3 separate regions of the Homo sapiens genome follow, and all the other regions are linked to region 1. Evidence: chromatin contacts called from ENCODE Hi-C or POLR2A ChIA-PET data. All regions are on one chromosome and are shown on one strand. Each heading gives the region's core, a stretch centred on a gene start or an enhancer-like site at or near the end of the contact. The rest is flanking DNA. Distances are from core to core; before and after follow the strand shown. Region 1 has its middle 120 kb from the start of LDLRAD3. Region 2 has its middle 17 kb from the start of LDLRAD3. Region 3 has its middle 36 kb from the start of LDLRAD3.

Region 1 (4,926 bases), core at 868-3,367:
AGGCTCAAGATTTCCAATAAAAACTTTTCCAATTAAATGTTTCCAGTTGTCTTCCTTTCCCAGGTGAAGTGGCCAACTTCACTAAGCCCAGTGGCTGCCTTTTGCCCAAGCTCTCTATTCTTGAAATAGAGGTAAGTTGTCTTTGAGTGAATAATGGGAGGCATTCTAGATCAGAATGCCTGGGTCTGGCATTTACTAAGTCATTTTAAACCAGTAACTTATATGCCCTTTGCCTCCATTTCCTCATCTCCAAAATAGAACTTGCCACACTGGGTTGATAAGAGGATCAAATAAGATAATGGGTGAAAAGTGCTTAAAACCGTACCTGGCAAATAGTAAGTTATCAAGAAATGAAATAGTTATCAATATTAGCATCATTATCATAACTTGATTGGTGTAGTAATAAAACAGGTTATTGGATAGGAAATTTGGTGGTATCCAACCCCATTTTTAGAAATCTTCCTGAAAGAAATATGACATAGGTACAAAGCTTTTTGCATAAGAATGATCATGTAGCATTGCTTTTAAGGGCAAAAAATGTGGTAATGACGTCAGTATTCATTAATAGGGGACGGGCTAAGTGTCTGAGGATCTGTCCTTGTAGAAGAACACTCTCCAGAAAATCAAGGTTAGGTTTGTCTCTGCTGACTCAGCCCAGCAAACAGTGCTTCCGAAAATCACTGAGGCCTCCAAGTTCAGATTGGCAATCACAACTTTCCTTCCTGCAATCACAGAACATTCTCTGGGAAGCTAATCAGGATGACTTATCTTTAACTGGGAAGAGTGGATTTGTGTCACTCCAGCCAAACTCTGAAGAGGCACAAGCCCTAATGAGGAAGAGATCAAGGAACATTGTTGAACGATACCCTGGTTCTCAGTATAATCCCATCTCACGACTGTGACCTTCAAGTCATAGGGCCAGTAGAGTAGGTCAAATGAGTTAAAACCCTAACTTTTGGACTTTGATAACCTTCCTTAGAGCTCTCTACTGTGAGAAGAAAAGGTCATCTGCTAGGCCATGTTCAAGCAAAGAAAAGTGGGATTTTTCCCATCTCTCATGATTCCCCAATCCCAATCCTTTAGGGTTTACCTATTCATGTTAACCAAAAACACTGAGTTGGAAGTGGAGCCAAGCCCCTTACCACTTTACCACTCCCTAACCTCATTCCTGTTATGTCTGATTTCTACCAAACAGGAGCATTAACCGAGATCCCTTTCCCCAAAACAAAAGCTTTGCCCATTTGAGGCTCTTGTTTTGTTTGGGCCCTTCTTGCTATCCTTCTCTTGTTCTGTGCTTCGTTTTCTCTGGGCCCCATTCATTCCAGTTTCACGAGAGAAGAGGAGAAAGTACAGACCACAAGAAGGAAAAGCATTGTAATTCTGGTTGCTTTTTTACCCACAGTCGACGACTCCTATTGTAGCAGCCGCATCACGTGTATCATTGAGCGCTCCATCGTGCCCTTGACCCTTCCTAGTCCCGGCTCCTTGTCTTGGAGCAACAAAATGAAAAAGCTGAAGGCCAGGCGTGGTGGCTCACGCCTCTAATTCCAACACTTTGGGAGGCTGAGGTGGGTGAATCACTTGAGGCCAGGGGTTGGAGACCAGCCTGGCCAACATGGTGAAACCCCGTCTGTACTAAAAATACAAAAATTAGCTGGGCATGGTGGTTTATGCCTGTAATCCCAGCTACTCGGTAGGTGGAGGCATGAGAATCGCGTGAACCCGGGAGGCGGAGGTTGCAGTGAGCTGAGATCGCGCCACTGCCCCCTCCAGCCTTGGGGACAGAGTGAGACTCTGTCTCAAAAAAAAAAAAAAAAAAAGCTGAGGCGAACGCCTCTGCGCCCCCTAGAGGTTGGAGAGTGCAACCAACAATGAGTGTGAACACATGGAAAAGCTCAGTGCCAGCCTCCAAGCTGTTAGCAATGAAGAGGGAGCTTGTGGGGCAGGCTGATCCAAGTCCCAACCGCCCTGAAGGGAGATTATAATCCCCAGTTCCTCCTCAAGAACTTCTCCATTGTAAGGCAAATCCCACTTTTCTTCTTGCTCCCATATTGGCACCTAGATATCAAGGGAGGCAAAACCAAATCCTTGGCGTCTCAGCTCTGCTTTTGTAAACCAATTTCCCCACTAATAAGAATCGGAGATTGTGTTTCCCCGTGCAGTGCCAGACCAGGCCAGCAGGGGTCTAACATTAGTTGCTTTTAACCTACAATGACTGGCTCTCCACCGTAGTGGCTGAGTGAGTGAACTTGAAGTGAAGAGCTAATAGCCATGACTGGAGAAAACAGGTATAAATAGTGCATCCATTTTTGTAGTAAGACTAAAAACAGTCCAACCCACAGGATATCGATTTTCCTTATCCACAATGAAGTGCTTGGTTTAATACACTTTTCCTGTTTACTCTGAAAATGCATTCATAAAGAGAGCTATCTTAATCCAGGATCTTGGACCATCCAGATTTCTGTCTGAAACAGTTCACTAATTGCTGTTTGGTCTCTAAAGAGGATGCCATGAGGACTAAAGATTATATAATAAAAAAGACAATGTCTCAAAAAGCAAATGTCTCCAACTTATAGATGTCATAGTTTTAAAAACAAACAAAAAAACACATGAGTTTAGTATTTCTGGATCATTCTTAAGGTTGGTATTTGAAACTGTAAGCTCAAATCTTTACATTGTCCTTGAATATATTTTCACTGTGGCTATTAATTACAACAATGATTAAATACCTAAAAAACTATTGTACTTTCCAGTTTTCAGTCTTTTTACATACATTATCTCATGTGGTCCTTTAATACAAGAAAAAAATTAGTCTCATTTTATGGCCAATGAAATTGAGGCTCAGAGAGGTAAAGAATGTTGCCTGAGATCACACCACTAGTAGTAGCAGAGCTGGCAATTTTCCATGCCAAATGCAGCAATTAAAGTCCATGGGCATTACAGGACATTTACATATACAAACATTTATATAATGCAACCTTATTATGAATGGTATTTTTTCAGCAACTAACCTGATTTTACTTATTAATATCTATTTATATCTTGTTGCTATGATAGAATAATCATACTATAATTTCTTTAAATTAACGGAATGCATGCTTTTGATGAAGTGCACATTCCTTCACATAGCCCTCCCTGTTCTATGTTTGGCTCTTTGATGAGATAGCAGGAAGTGGCAAGAATCCAATCTACCCAGATTCAAAAATTCTCCTTATCTTAAACAGGCCACTCTGTCAGAGAAAATGAAACTGTTTTAATCACATAACAACCTGAAGTGCTAGGTACTATTATTTTTCTAGATGAAAGAAGAGGCACAGAGAGGCCAGCTTGCCCAAGTGCAACAACTATAAAGTGCGGGGGCTGATTTCTACCCAGCTAGACTGACCCCTACCAGGGTCACAATCACTGTGGCACCAGGTGCAAAGACCCTCCAGATAGCACAGAAGAGGTAACAGGACAGACTCTATAATTTCCCCCAAAAGAGTCTAACGTGGTTGTGAGAACTAAATAAAAAGGGCTCTGTTGTTATACCTTAGAGAATAGGGAGAAGCGTTACAGGTTTTTTAAAAAGTCAAATGCAATATGGATTTAAAATGACTTTATAGACATTATAATTTTGATACCAATCACTCTGAGCTGCTTGGATTGTCTCAGAATCTCCATTTTCTGCCTTCCCTTTTATTTAGAGGTTTAATGACCTTAGATAACATTAAGGAAAGGCACCTTGAGCTTGCCTGTCTGTAGCCACCGGCACTACAGACCTGGCGTGGCAATCTGCCCAATCCCCACAGGGTGAGTTCCCACGAACTGATAACCTACTATGTGCCGGCATTTTGCAAACTGCCTCTAGAACAGGCACTTCAGGCTGCCTAACGAGTGGGTGTCTACTCCCTCTTCTTGCAGGATTGGGTGCAGGGGTTCCCGCTCCCAGGGGCCTCCAGAAACAGGCTCAGTCTCCCAGCTCCAGGGGCCGACCTGATTGGTGTAAGGGAAGTCCCGCCCTCTTGGTCATGAGTGGTTCAGAAATGAGCATGTGACTTGCGGGGGCTTCTGGGAAGTTTCCTCATGCCCACAAAAGCCTGCCAGAAGGTACCACCTTTCTCCTTTACCCAGATGGTGCCTACATTTGTTCCTGTGATTTGAGGAGGAAGCTAACCTGGGGCTTCGGAGCAGAAGGTAAGGCAGCTTGAGAGAGACTCACTATGACTTGTGCCCAAAGCTCTAAGACCCTGCGGTCCTCACAGCACCCCCACAAGGGAAGCCTTGTTAAGGCCCTTTTGCAGATGAAGAAACTGAGGCCGAGGGAGGTACAGAGTAAATAACCAAACTGAAGTTCAATCAAACCCAGGGATATCTGCCTCCAAAACCTGGGCTCCCTTTCAGCTCACTGATCTGTCCACTTGTCCAGAGTGGGGAAAGTTAGAGCAGGACCTCTTTGATCTGGTGGAACCAGTGGACTCCTCCACCCGAGGCATACCTTCTGCTTCCCTCCACCTCACCTTTCTTAAGGCAATTCTCTCTGCTCACAATGCCCTTCACTGTCCCCTCCAACCCCTGACATCCTTTCCGGCCTCCACAACCCACCTCTGAGTTGCATTCCACTTCTGTCCACAAAATGCACTCGATCTGCAGCCTATACCAGGCTTTCAGCTGAACTTCCGACCTCATCATGTTGTGCCCTAGGTTTGGCAATTCCCAAGTTCGTGTCATTCCTGGGGGTTTTAATTTATCCACATTTAACTACTGTTATTGACCATTAGGTCTTCTTGGGACCTATTTCTGGCTTGTACATCTGCATATCTTAAGGAATCAGGTCTGACACCAGGAGCTACTTTTTCCCTGCCAGGAGCTACATTCTGTATTCCTTTGTTCCCCCTATTCTCTGTAAGGCAAACTAGGCTCTTCCCAGTCCCAAGTATATTGGTT
Region 2 (4,926 bases), core at 1,609-4,108, 110 kb after region 1:
TAAATGCAAATTATTTAAAGATGATACTTCTAAAATTCAGTTCCTCAGTTGTGCTAGTCACATTTCAAGTGCTATTGCTGTATGGCTGGGAGCTACCAGACTGGACAACACAGATAGAGAAGCCTCATAGCATCCCAGAAAGTTGCATTGAAATGTGCTGATCAAGGGCAGGAGTTCAAGACCAGCCTGGTCAACATGGTGAAAACCTGTCTCTACTAAAAATACAAACATGAGCTGGGTGTGGTGGTGTGCACCTGTAATCATAGCTACTTGGGAGGCTGAGGCAGGAGAATCGCTTGAACCCAGGAGGTGGAGATTGCAGTGAGCCGAGATTGCGCCACTGCTCTCCAGCCTGGAGACAGAGTGAGACTCCATCTCAACAAATAAAAACAAAAAAGGAAAAGTGCTGGTCCAGCACATCACTAAGCAAGCATTAAAATTGAGAATGCCTAGTCTGGGCGCAGTGGCTCATGCCTTTAATCCCAGCACTTTGGGATGCCGAGGCGGGTGGATCACGAGGTCAGGAGTTCGAGACCAGCCTGGCCAATATGGTGAAACTCCGTCTCTACTAAAAATACAAACAATTAGCCGCGCGTGGTGGTAGGTGCCTGTAATCCCAGGTATTCAGGAGGCTGAGGCAGGGGAATCGCTTGAACCCGGGAAGTGGAGGTTGCAGTGAGCCAAGATCTTGCCATTGTACTCCAGCCAGGGTGACAGTGTGAGACTACATCTCAAAAAAAAAAAAAAAAAAAAATCCCTGAGAATTCCTCAATTCCTCTCTGCTAAGCCATTGTCCATGGAGACTGTAATGAAATGCCATGAAAATAAAAGTGTCATATTAAAGGTAAAACTGTGCAAATAGTGATAACGCATAGTTGGCAATGATAGTTATTAAACCAGGTGTTCGTCCTTGGAAAGTCTAATCTCTAAGCACTGCTCAGAATATAGCTTCAGAGATGGTATTTATCCATTGGGGTGACCACTTAATTTTGAGGGACAGAAAAGATGCAAATTAGGCAGATAAAACTGGAAACACATATAGCATTTTAATAAGTTGTAGTGAACAAGAGCTTCCATTTTGGCTCTAATCTCTTTGAAGGGGCTTGGAAGTTAGACGACAAAGCAAGGCCTGTGGTCCCCCAGCCAGACAATGCCAGTGTTCCTTCCTCTGTGCCCTGCTGCCTGGAGGTTAAGAGAGTAGTGACAACGGTATGTTTGTTTAGAGGATTGGGGGCTGCACGGTGGGGAAGTCACAGATTTTAAAGTAAGCACTTAAGGGGAAATTTCTATAAAGCCAAGTGTCAAAATTATTCCTAAACCTAAACCCTCAGAATCAGAAACCAAAATTAACGTCATCAGCTTCTCTTTGCTTTTGGCTGTGACCTTTTTGTACCCCAGCGCCATAGAAGGCCCAGGTGTCATCAGAAGAATAAGAAAAGTAGATAATAGGAGTTAAAAAAAAGAACTGGAGTCTTATTTTCTTTCTTCGGCACACTCTCCTTTTCGTGGTGGGAATGGGGGTGTGTGTCCGAACATGTTTATTTAAATGTACATTTGGGCCAGGCACGGTGGCTCACGCCTGTAATCCCAGCACTTTGGGAGGCCGAGGTGGGTGGATCAGGAGGTCAGGAGATCGAGACCATCCTGGCTAACACAGTGAAACCCCATCTCTACTAAAAATACAAAAAATTAACCAGGTGTGGTGGCAGGTGCCTGTAGACCCAGCTACTCGAGAAGCTGAGGCAGGAGAATCCCTTGAACCCAGGAGGCAGAGGTTGCAGTGAGCAGAGATCGCGCCACTGCACTCCAGCCTGGGCGACGGAGCAAGACTCCAGCCTGACTGACGGAGTGAGACTCCATCTCAAAAAAAAAAAAAAGTACATTTGATGGAACCACTCCGTCGTTTGGTTATGTTTATTGTGTTTGTCTAGAAGTGAAGGTTATCAGGGAAATTATCCCTTCTTGAATGCCTGCATGTTATTATTCTCTCCAGTGTTCAGAGGAGGAAACTGAGTCTTCTAATGATAAAGTTCGTTGTCCAGCGTCACCAGCTGGTTAGTAGCTAAACCAGGATTTAAACCCAGGTTTTCCCTGAAGCCGAGCTCTGTTTTACACCAAAATAGCTCTTCTGGGCACCAAGGCAGGCACAACGGAGTTCCCTGCTGCCAGCATTAATGTGGGTATAAATGAGTTAACACTGAACACTGCTTCTGGGGCATGCGATGTAGCCGATTAGATTCTCCGCGGACTCTGAGTCCAGAGGCTAGGAGTCTTTGTTTTGTCACTGATAAATGATCTGCGGGCTCTTAATCCTGATTCTATATTCCTCATTTGTAAAGCTGTTGGCATATTTGCACTGAGCAGATCGCTCTCTCTGCCAGCTTAGCTTCACGTGGCAATTTGGGATTTTTTTTTTTCTTTAAGATTTTATAACGCCGAGAGTAAAATGGGAATGTTTTCATAAATGCTTAAGCATCTTTAGTGAAGCTAATTTATAGAATTTAAATGTTCCTCTCCGGCAGTTTTAAACTCAAATTTCTCAGCGGTGGTTGGGGGGTTGGGGCCAAGAAACAGGAAACTGCTCTGTTTCACTGTTCATACTCAACAATAAAAAATTAAACGGCCTAAAAAGTGCAAGCTAGAGAGAATTTTTTTCAGACGTACCCTCCTCTGAATTGGAGTGATGGTGATAAAGGCAAAAATGGGATTCTTCTCTTTTCCGGGTCCCCCGGCCCTCCTTGGCAGGGGCCTGGCGGCCACACCTTAAATTTCTGGGGTGACTCAGCCCCTGTGGCACAGTGCTAGGCATGACACCCAGCACCTTACTCAAGTCACCTTTGCCAGCGGCTTGCCTCCCAGCCCCTCCCTTGGGAGCATGCTTTGGCAATGGCGTGACTGGGTGATGAAGAACCTAAACTGGATTGTGCAACCTTGCGAGGTTGTGTAACCACCACGGCTGCACTTATTGCACAGTCGGCTAGAGAGCTTAGCGCACAGCCAGAGTCTGCAGTGAGGTTCCCATGGTAAGATTTTTTTGGGAGCCACTTTCTGCTTCTATTTTACATCCCGTCCTTGTTTTAGCACCTGTTTTTGTTGCCAGAAGATGAGATGGCATGAAGTCTGTCTTCCTCTCTCTTCTTATATGGAACCAGGTGGTGTATACATAAGTAGATATTTAATATATCAAAAGGGGAGGCCTTTCTCCTCACTTCTCGTTTATGGCTTTGGGAGTTCAAAAGCCTCCTTTTTTCTCTCAGCCCTAACCAAACACAAAAGATACTCAATTTTCTCTCTGGATGTGCTGATTCAGCTTTTTTTTTTTTTTTTTTTTTTTAACTGTGCATAGTGGACACCCTCCTAGCCTTCAGCTCAAGAGATTGCGGACTGTATAATAATAGAAGTAATATGGCCGGACTCGGTGGTTCACGCCTGTAATCCCAGCACTTTGGGAGGCCGAGGTGGGCAGATCACGAGGTCAGGAGATTGAGATCATCCTGGCTATCACGGTGAAACCCCGTCTCTACTAAAAAAATACAAAACCATTAGCCGGGCATGGTGGCGGGCGCCTGTAGTCCCAGCTACTCAGGAGGCTGAAGCAGGAGAATCACTCAAACCCAGGAGGCGGAGGTTGCAGTGAGCTTAGATCGTGCCACTGCACTCCAGCCTGGGCGACAGAGTGAGGCTCCACCTCAAAAAATAATAATAATAATAATAGAAGTAATAATGGAAGTAATATAACAGCTAACATTTAATAAGTGCTTATGCTGTGCCCAGTGCCATATAATAGATACCTATCCCTTAATTCTCACAATCCTGAGATAAGTGTTATAATCATCTTCCCATTTTACTGGTGAGAAAACTGAGGCTCAGAAAGATTCTGTAATTTATCCAAGGCCACACTGTTTGTAAGTGGCATGACAAGGCGAGCACCCTGGTCCATGTCATGCGTATCTCACGTGTCTCGCTGAGCAGAAGCTCAGCTTTCCAGATTGCCTATGGTGGAAAGGAAAGACATTCCTTAGGCTAGCCTCTAGGCTAACAAGGTTTATCTCATTACATTAAATAACCGTATACTTGAAAATCATTCTTAGTCCAGGATAAGGTAGGCTACACTGCAGCAATCAACCCAAAGTATTAGTGGCTTAGCATAGCAAAGGTTTATTGCGGACTCTTGCAAAATCTAATGTGAAAGTCCAGGCTGGATGGAAGGGCATGTGTTGATGTTTCAGCTGATGGTCCCAGCTGAGTCCAGCCTCAGAGTTGTCCCGTCCCAGACCCCAGGCATATGAGGGAAGAAGTTTCCAGGCAATTTCTTTTTCTTTATTTTTTTTCTTTTGAGATGGAGTTTCACTCTTGTTGCCCAGGCTGGAGTGCAGTGGTGTGATTTCAGCTCACTGCAACCTCCACCTCCTGGGTTCAAGTGATTCTCCTGCTTCAGTCTCCCGAGTAGCTGGCATTACAGGCGTGCGCCACCATGCCTGGCTAATTTTTTGTATTTTTAGCAGAGACGGGGTTTCATCATGTTGGCCAGGTTGGTCTTGAACTCCTGACCTCAGATAATCCACCTGCTTCGGCCTCCCAGAGTGCTGGGATTACATGCATGAGCCACCGCACCCAGCCTTTCCAGGCTATTTTTGCTTCTAACATTTCAAGTCACCTGCAGCTATTCATGTTGTTATGGGCTGTTTGTGTACCCCCAAAATGCATATGTCAGACCCCTAATCCCCAAAATGATAGTATTTGGAGATGGGACCTTTAAGAGGTGATTAGGGTTAGATAAGGCCATGACGGGGTGTAGGGGAGACCCGGTTTGATAAAATCAGTGTCTTAATGAGAAGAGACAGCAAAGAGCTCCTTCCTCTCTCTCAACTGTATGAGGACAGAGTAAGAAGGGGGCCCCCTGTAAGCCAGAAGGAGAGCCCTCGC
Region 3 (4,926 bases), core at 1,662-4,161, 86 kb after region 1:
TGTAATGTCGAGCAAAAGAGGAAAAATTTAGCTTGATGATAGAAGTCAGAATAGTGGTTACCTTTGGGAACAGGCAGGCAGCGACAGTGAGGGGACATGAGGGGACAATTGTTACACAGCTGTGCTCACTTTGTGAAAATGCATTGAACTATACACACATCTGCATATGTGATACTTACAAAAAGGTTTAATTTTTAAAATCCTTTGGAAGGCAAAGAATAGGGAGAGAAATAGAAGTGTTTTCATGAAAATATTAAAAATTCCTTTTGTTTTGAAGAAAACTATTGTTCTGTGTAATACACTTCTCCATATGGGCGAAGAAAAGCGTCCGGATAGCCCTCTTCAATGTAGGTATGATGTAAAAGCCAAGACTTCTGTGTGCTAAAACAGTAGCAACAACATAAACAAATATCAAAAGGAAGCAGACAGAAAAATTAGAGAAGAAAGTAACCATACACATCTGGAGAACCAAAAGCAAACAAACAAACAAAAAAATTCCAAGATATCAAATTGGAGAAGTGAAAATACAGTATATGTTTTATAAGACAATCAAACTGCCATGCCCATGGTGATTTCAGGAAGCTGTCTTCTCAGAGTGAAAGCCAGGGGTTACTTTGTGGGGTAAGGATAAAGAACAAAAAGATACACTGCATAATGAAAGGGCATCAGAATGAATAGAAGATAATTCCCTTGGACATGAGATGCAATGAAGTCAAGACCCATATTTTATCTCTGCTGGAGGCAGTCTTATTTGTTAGTAAAGTGCTAGGATAATAAACCATTGTTCTCCTTGCCAAGAACGTCAAAACAAATACAAGCTTCTTTGCTCAGTGCTAAAAATGTCTGAGCCTTTGGAGAACAGCTGGGCAGAAAGCGATCTTGTTCAATTTCAGCACATTTTTTCCCAAGTATTAGGCTGTCCGAACTCAGCCCACATCAAATCATCCCAGGCACCCAGTGCTGGGACAGACCTGTCATGAAAACACAGCCTATCAAACTTGAGCGAGTGGAACGCACAATAAAACCACTTTAAACTTGTCCAACTCTCTGTCTGAAGGAGCAAGGACTTTGAAGCACAAAAAAGCTACTTTAAACAGATAATTCCTTTGAGGTGCTTTTTTCATAAATATAAAAAAAAATGTTGCTGTGCTTGCAAAATTCTGTATATTGATAAGGCTCTGGGAGCATTAGAAATGATTTATGATCTCCTGGCTACCAATATCACTGTTGCCTAAGGGACAGCTTCTCCTAAGAATTTGCAAAATTGTTCTCCATGCTATCAAGTCAGCTCTCATTAAAGTATGTCTCATTTGTGGCTTGTGATTTGTATTAATTTGGAGGTATGTCATTTAGGATGTTTGGGGATTCAAGTAACTAAAAATTAAAAATGAATTCAACTGGCTTAAACAATAAGAACACTTCTTTTATCAAATAACAAGAATCCCAGAAGTAAAGTAGTCCAAGGTGGGTTAACCCAGTGACTCAAATGATGTCATCAAGGACCCAAGTTCTTTCTATCTTTCAGTTCTTCCATTCTCATGCTAAGTCCCCTCATGGGCCTAAGGTGGCTGCCACAGTCCCGCGCATCACAGCCAGATCTAAAAGTATCTAAAAGAAGAAGGAGTGTTCCTATGAGTTTCTTTTCATCACTGAGAATAAAAAAATCTTTGCAAAAGGCCTATCAGCAGACTGTCTATCGAGTTTTAGTGGCTAGAATTGTATCACATGCTTATGTCTAAGCCACTAACTAGACAGCAAATAGGATCACAATGCACCTATTAGACTAATTTACATCTAAACACAGGGATGGGGGTTATCTATGACTGATAAGATGATGGAGCAGACACCCAAGTAAATGTGTGGTACGGTCAACTTAGAAGAAAAGAGAATAGGCTGTTAGGTAGGCAAGCATCTGTGTCTGCTATAATTGACATGAAAGGTAAAATAAGTTTGGTCTAATTGAATTTTTTGGCTTAACTATGGTATGTATATATTTAAAAAAACCTTCTTACTTTCATTTTTTAATAGGCAGAATGTTGTTCTGCTGCCCAGACTGGGGTTCAGTAGTGTGATAATAGCTCACTGCAACCTTGAACTCCTTCAAGAGATCCTCCTGCCTCAGCCTCCTGAGTAGCTGGGACTTCAGGCATGCACCACCATGCCTGGCTAATTTGTTTTTATTTTTATTTTTGTAGAACGGGGTCTCATTATGTTGCCCAGGCTGGTCTCAAACTCCTGGGCTCAAGTGATCCTCCCACCTCAGCCTCCCAAAGTGTTGCAATTACAAGTGTGAGCCACCATGCTAAGCCAAAACCCTTTTAGATTCTGGCTCTGGCTGTTAAAAATTATTCTATATTAGTTCACTTCCCCCCTACTACTTAAACTGGAATGACACCTTTGGTGTGTCTATACCTAATGACACTCACCTTTCCCCACCCTTTGAAACTCCTCTTTTATTTCCATCCTCAGGATCTTAGGAGTAAGCCTCCTTCACCTGTGTTTGTGCAATGCTGTCTTCCTAGCCACAGATGATTGGAGCTGAGGTGTACAGCGGAACTTAGCTAAACCAATCAGCTTCTTTCTCTGAGAATTTCAAATTGGGGGAAACTCTGGTTGCATCAGTCTCTTCATGCGCTTGGATCTATAACATAACCTCTAGAATTGTGGGGCAGCAATTTTTCTGCCATTTGGGACAAGAAGCAAAAACTAGTGTAAGGGAAAGTAAAAATGAAAAAGATATACAGTGAGTAGTTTCTACAAGTTTTGGCTCCATAAGGCACTTTGAACTACCCCTTCACCACACACAGGCACGTGTACACACACACCTCAAAATGCATATGCAAGCCAGCTTGAGGCAGCTTATGTTACTTGCAACCAAACAGTCCTAACCAAAAAGGAACACAGTGTCCCTTTTCAGAGATGATTGAGGATCTTGCAGAATGCTAGGGTCATCCTGAAGAACTGCCAGTTCTCATTTCCTTTGTGCATAGAAAACTGAAGACAATGAGTCATACCTGTCATAAATTCACCCCAGACCTTGCTACAGACGTTGCCTTTGTTTGATTTAAATCTTCACTATTGGTTTGGTTTCTAATACTTTTTACTCTTTTTTCTAAAAGTATTCAACAAAACACTCAACAGTAACAACAACAAATAACTGTGTATTATGTGAATGGGAGGTGTTATGTTGTGTCTTGGAGAGGCAGGGAATGGGACTAATATCTATTGAGTTCCAACAATTTGCTTTGCATGTATTGTTTACTTTTATCCTTATCACACACTACCTACTAGTAATAACAAAACGAGGCCATGCCTGGTGGCTCATGCCTGTAATCCCAGCGCTTTGGGAGGCCGAGGTGGGTGGATCACTTGAGATCAGGAGTTTGAGACCAGCCTGGCCAACATGGTGAAACCCGGTCTCTACAAAAAATAAAAAATTAGCTGGGCGTGGTGGTGGGAACCTATAATCCTAGCTTCTTGGGAGGCTGTGGCAGGAGAATCACTTGAACCCGGGAGGTGGAGGTTCCAGTAAGCCGAGATCGTGCCACTGCACTCCAGCCTGGGAAACATAGTGTGACTCCATCTCAAAAAAAAATATGTGTGTATATGTGTGTGTGTGTGTGTGTGTGTGTGTGTGTATTTATAACAAAACCATTTTACTAGTGTGGAAGCTGAGTCTCAGAGAAGTACATTGATTTTGTTAAAGTCACACAGCTAGAAAGCCATGGAAGATTTTAAGCCCAGGCTCCAGAGAATCAAAGTTGATGATGTTTTCACTATTCCACGTTGTTAAACAGAAAAAAAAAAAGTGCTTTGATTAACCATCCTGTTAGGTAGACTCTGATTAACTGACATCTGACTCTGGCTATTTTTATTCTCACAATATAGGATATTCTCTACCATCAGGGAGAGAAACAGAGACAGGGAGAATGACCTTGTAGCACCAGATCTATTACGGATATTTCTGCATTTTTAAAATTTCTAAATTAAGCACTGCTACCTCTGGTAAAAACAGAGGATAACATTTTTTAACATGTGGAACAAACAAACGCCAGGGAAGATTAAATGAGGGGCACAAGATCCTTAGAGACAGAAGCACTTTGTAGCCATCCCTTCTCGCTGTCTTAGTAGGTGTACATTCTCAAGCTGTTGATTTTTCTTGACTAATTAAAGATGATTGGAGTTTTAGAGTTTGGCTTTATTTTTGTTTTTCTCCATCTTTCACATATCCCAACTCACACACTGTCTGCTGCTGCCAATTAGCAAGAACGTGGGAGAAGAGTTAGTCCTGGCTATAACCAGGCTGGATACAAACCTGTCACAATGAGATTAGGGATATTCAGGCAAAAGCATTTACCTTAATGTGTTTCGTTCCTAGCAAAACAATCATGCAAATGTTTTAAGTCAAACTTTCCAAAACAGACACAGTCATGCAAAGCTGTCCATGTGAAACAGGTTGCCAGTCAGAACCACCATTTTTATCTTCCACTGCTGTTCTGTAGGCCAGTTAACTCTTCTCTACCCATAGAATGTCTTCTTTGTTTTTAGATGTTTAAAAAAACCACCCAGTTGAATTGTTACATTACAAAAAAAGGTTACACTTTTGTTTTTAATACATTCCAACATTACAGGAATGAAATGCAGAAATGGAAATTTGGATTTGAGTTTTTCATACTGTCAGTAGCCCTTCCTGTAAACCTTGCCAATATCAAGAAGGTCTTAAAAAGTGTAAACTACAGGAAAACTGCAATTAGTCAAAATGCCCTGGGTATGGGAGATTCCAGGTTATCTCAGAGTTAACCAGAAAATCCTTTTCACTTCAACCCTTGCCATTGAAAGTCTCTGAAAAGCGTGAGTTGAGTTTCCTGCCTTAAAAAGCACAGTTTACTCTAAATGCAATTTAATGTTTGCCTGATAGTTGAGGGT

Evidence for each region. A loop is a pair of places that touch in the nucleus more often than their neighbours do. ChIA-PET counts read pairs that join two places held with the same protein, here RNA polymerase II (POLR2A). Pooled maps may share reads with other maps.
Region 2: a loop to region 1 is called in a map of PC-9, with 3 times the contacts of the local background. The contact joins two enhancer-like sites. A Hi-C loop is called at or near these places in 3 of 168 maps with a recorded cell type or tissue (PC-9, dorsolateral prefrontal cortex and posterior cingulate gyrus), 2 of 37 single-sample maps with no recorded cell type and 7 of 50 pooled maps. POLR2A ChIA-PET finds 5 or more read pairs at or near these places in 3 of 52 experiments (MCF 10A, OCI-LY7 and WTC11).
Region 3: a map of posterior cingulate gyrus shows a loop between it and region 1 (2.2-fold over the local background). The contact joins two enhancer-like sites. A Hi-C loop is called at or near these places in 5 of 168 maps with a recorded cell type or tissue (GM12878, dorsolateral prefrontal cortex, gastrocnemius medialis and 2 more), 1 of 37 single-sample maps with no recorded cell type and 7 of 50 pooled maps. POLR2A ChIA-PET finds 5 or more read pairs at or near these places in 2 of 52 experiments (MCF 10A and SK-N-SH).

The regions. Positions count from the first base shown.
Region 1 is chr11:35,820,119-35,825,044 of GRCh38, forward strand. No RefSeq gene overlaps it. Among named protein-coding and RNA genes, the nearest start is that of LDLRAD3, 120 kb to the right of the region's middle. Within about 2 kb of position 2,118, at least 24 of the 41 ENCODE cell types and tissues checked have a DNase peak (open chromatin) inside an H3K27ac peak, as active enhancers do.
Region 2 is chr11:35,925,038-35,929,963 of GRCh38, forward strand. No RefSeq gene overlaps it. Among named protein-coding and RNA genes, the nearest start is that of LDLRAD3, 17 kb to the right of the region's middle. Within about 2 kb of position 2,859, at least 6 of the 41 ENCODE cell types and tissues checked have a DNase peak (open chromatin) inside an H3K27ac peak, as active enhancers do.
Region 3 is chr11:35,905,305-35,910,230 of GRCh38, forward strand. No RefSeq gene overlaps it. Among named protein-coding and RNA genes, the nearest start is that of LDLRAD3, 36 kb to the right of the region's middle. Within about 2 kb of position 2,912, at least 8 of the 41 ENCODE cell types and tissues checked have a DNase peak (open chromatin) inside an H3K27ac peak, as active enhancers do.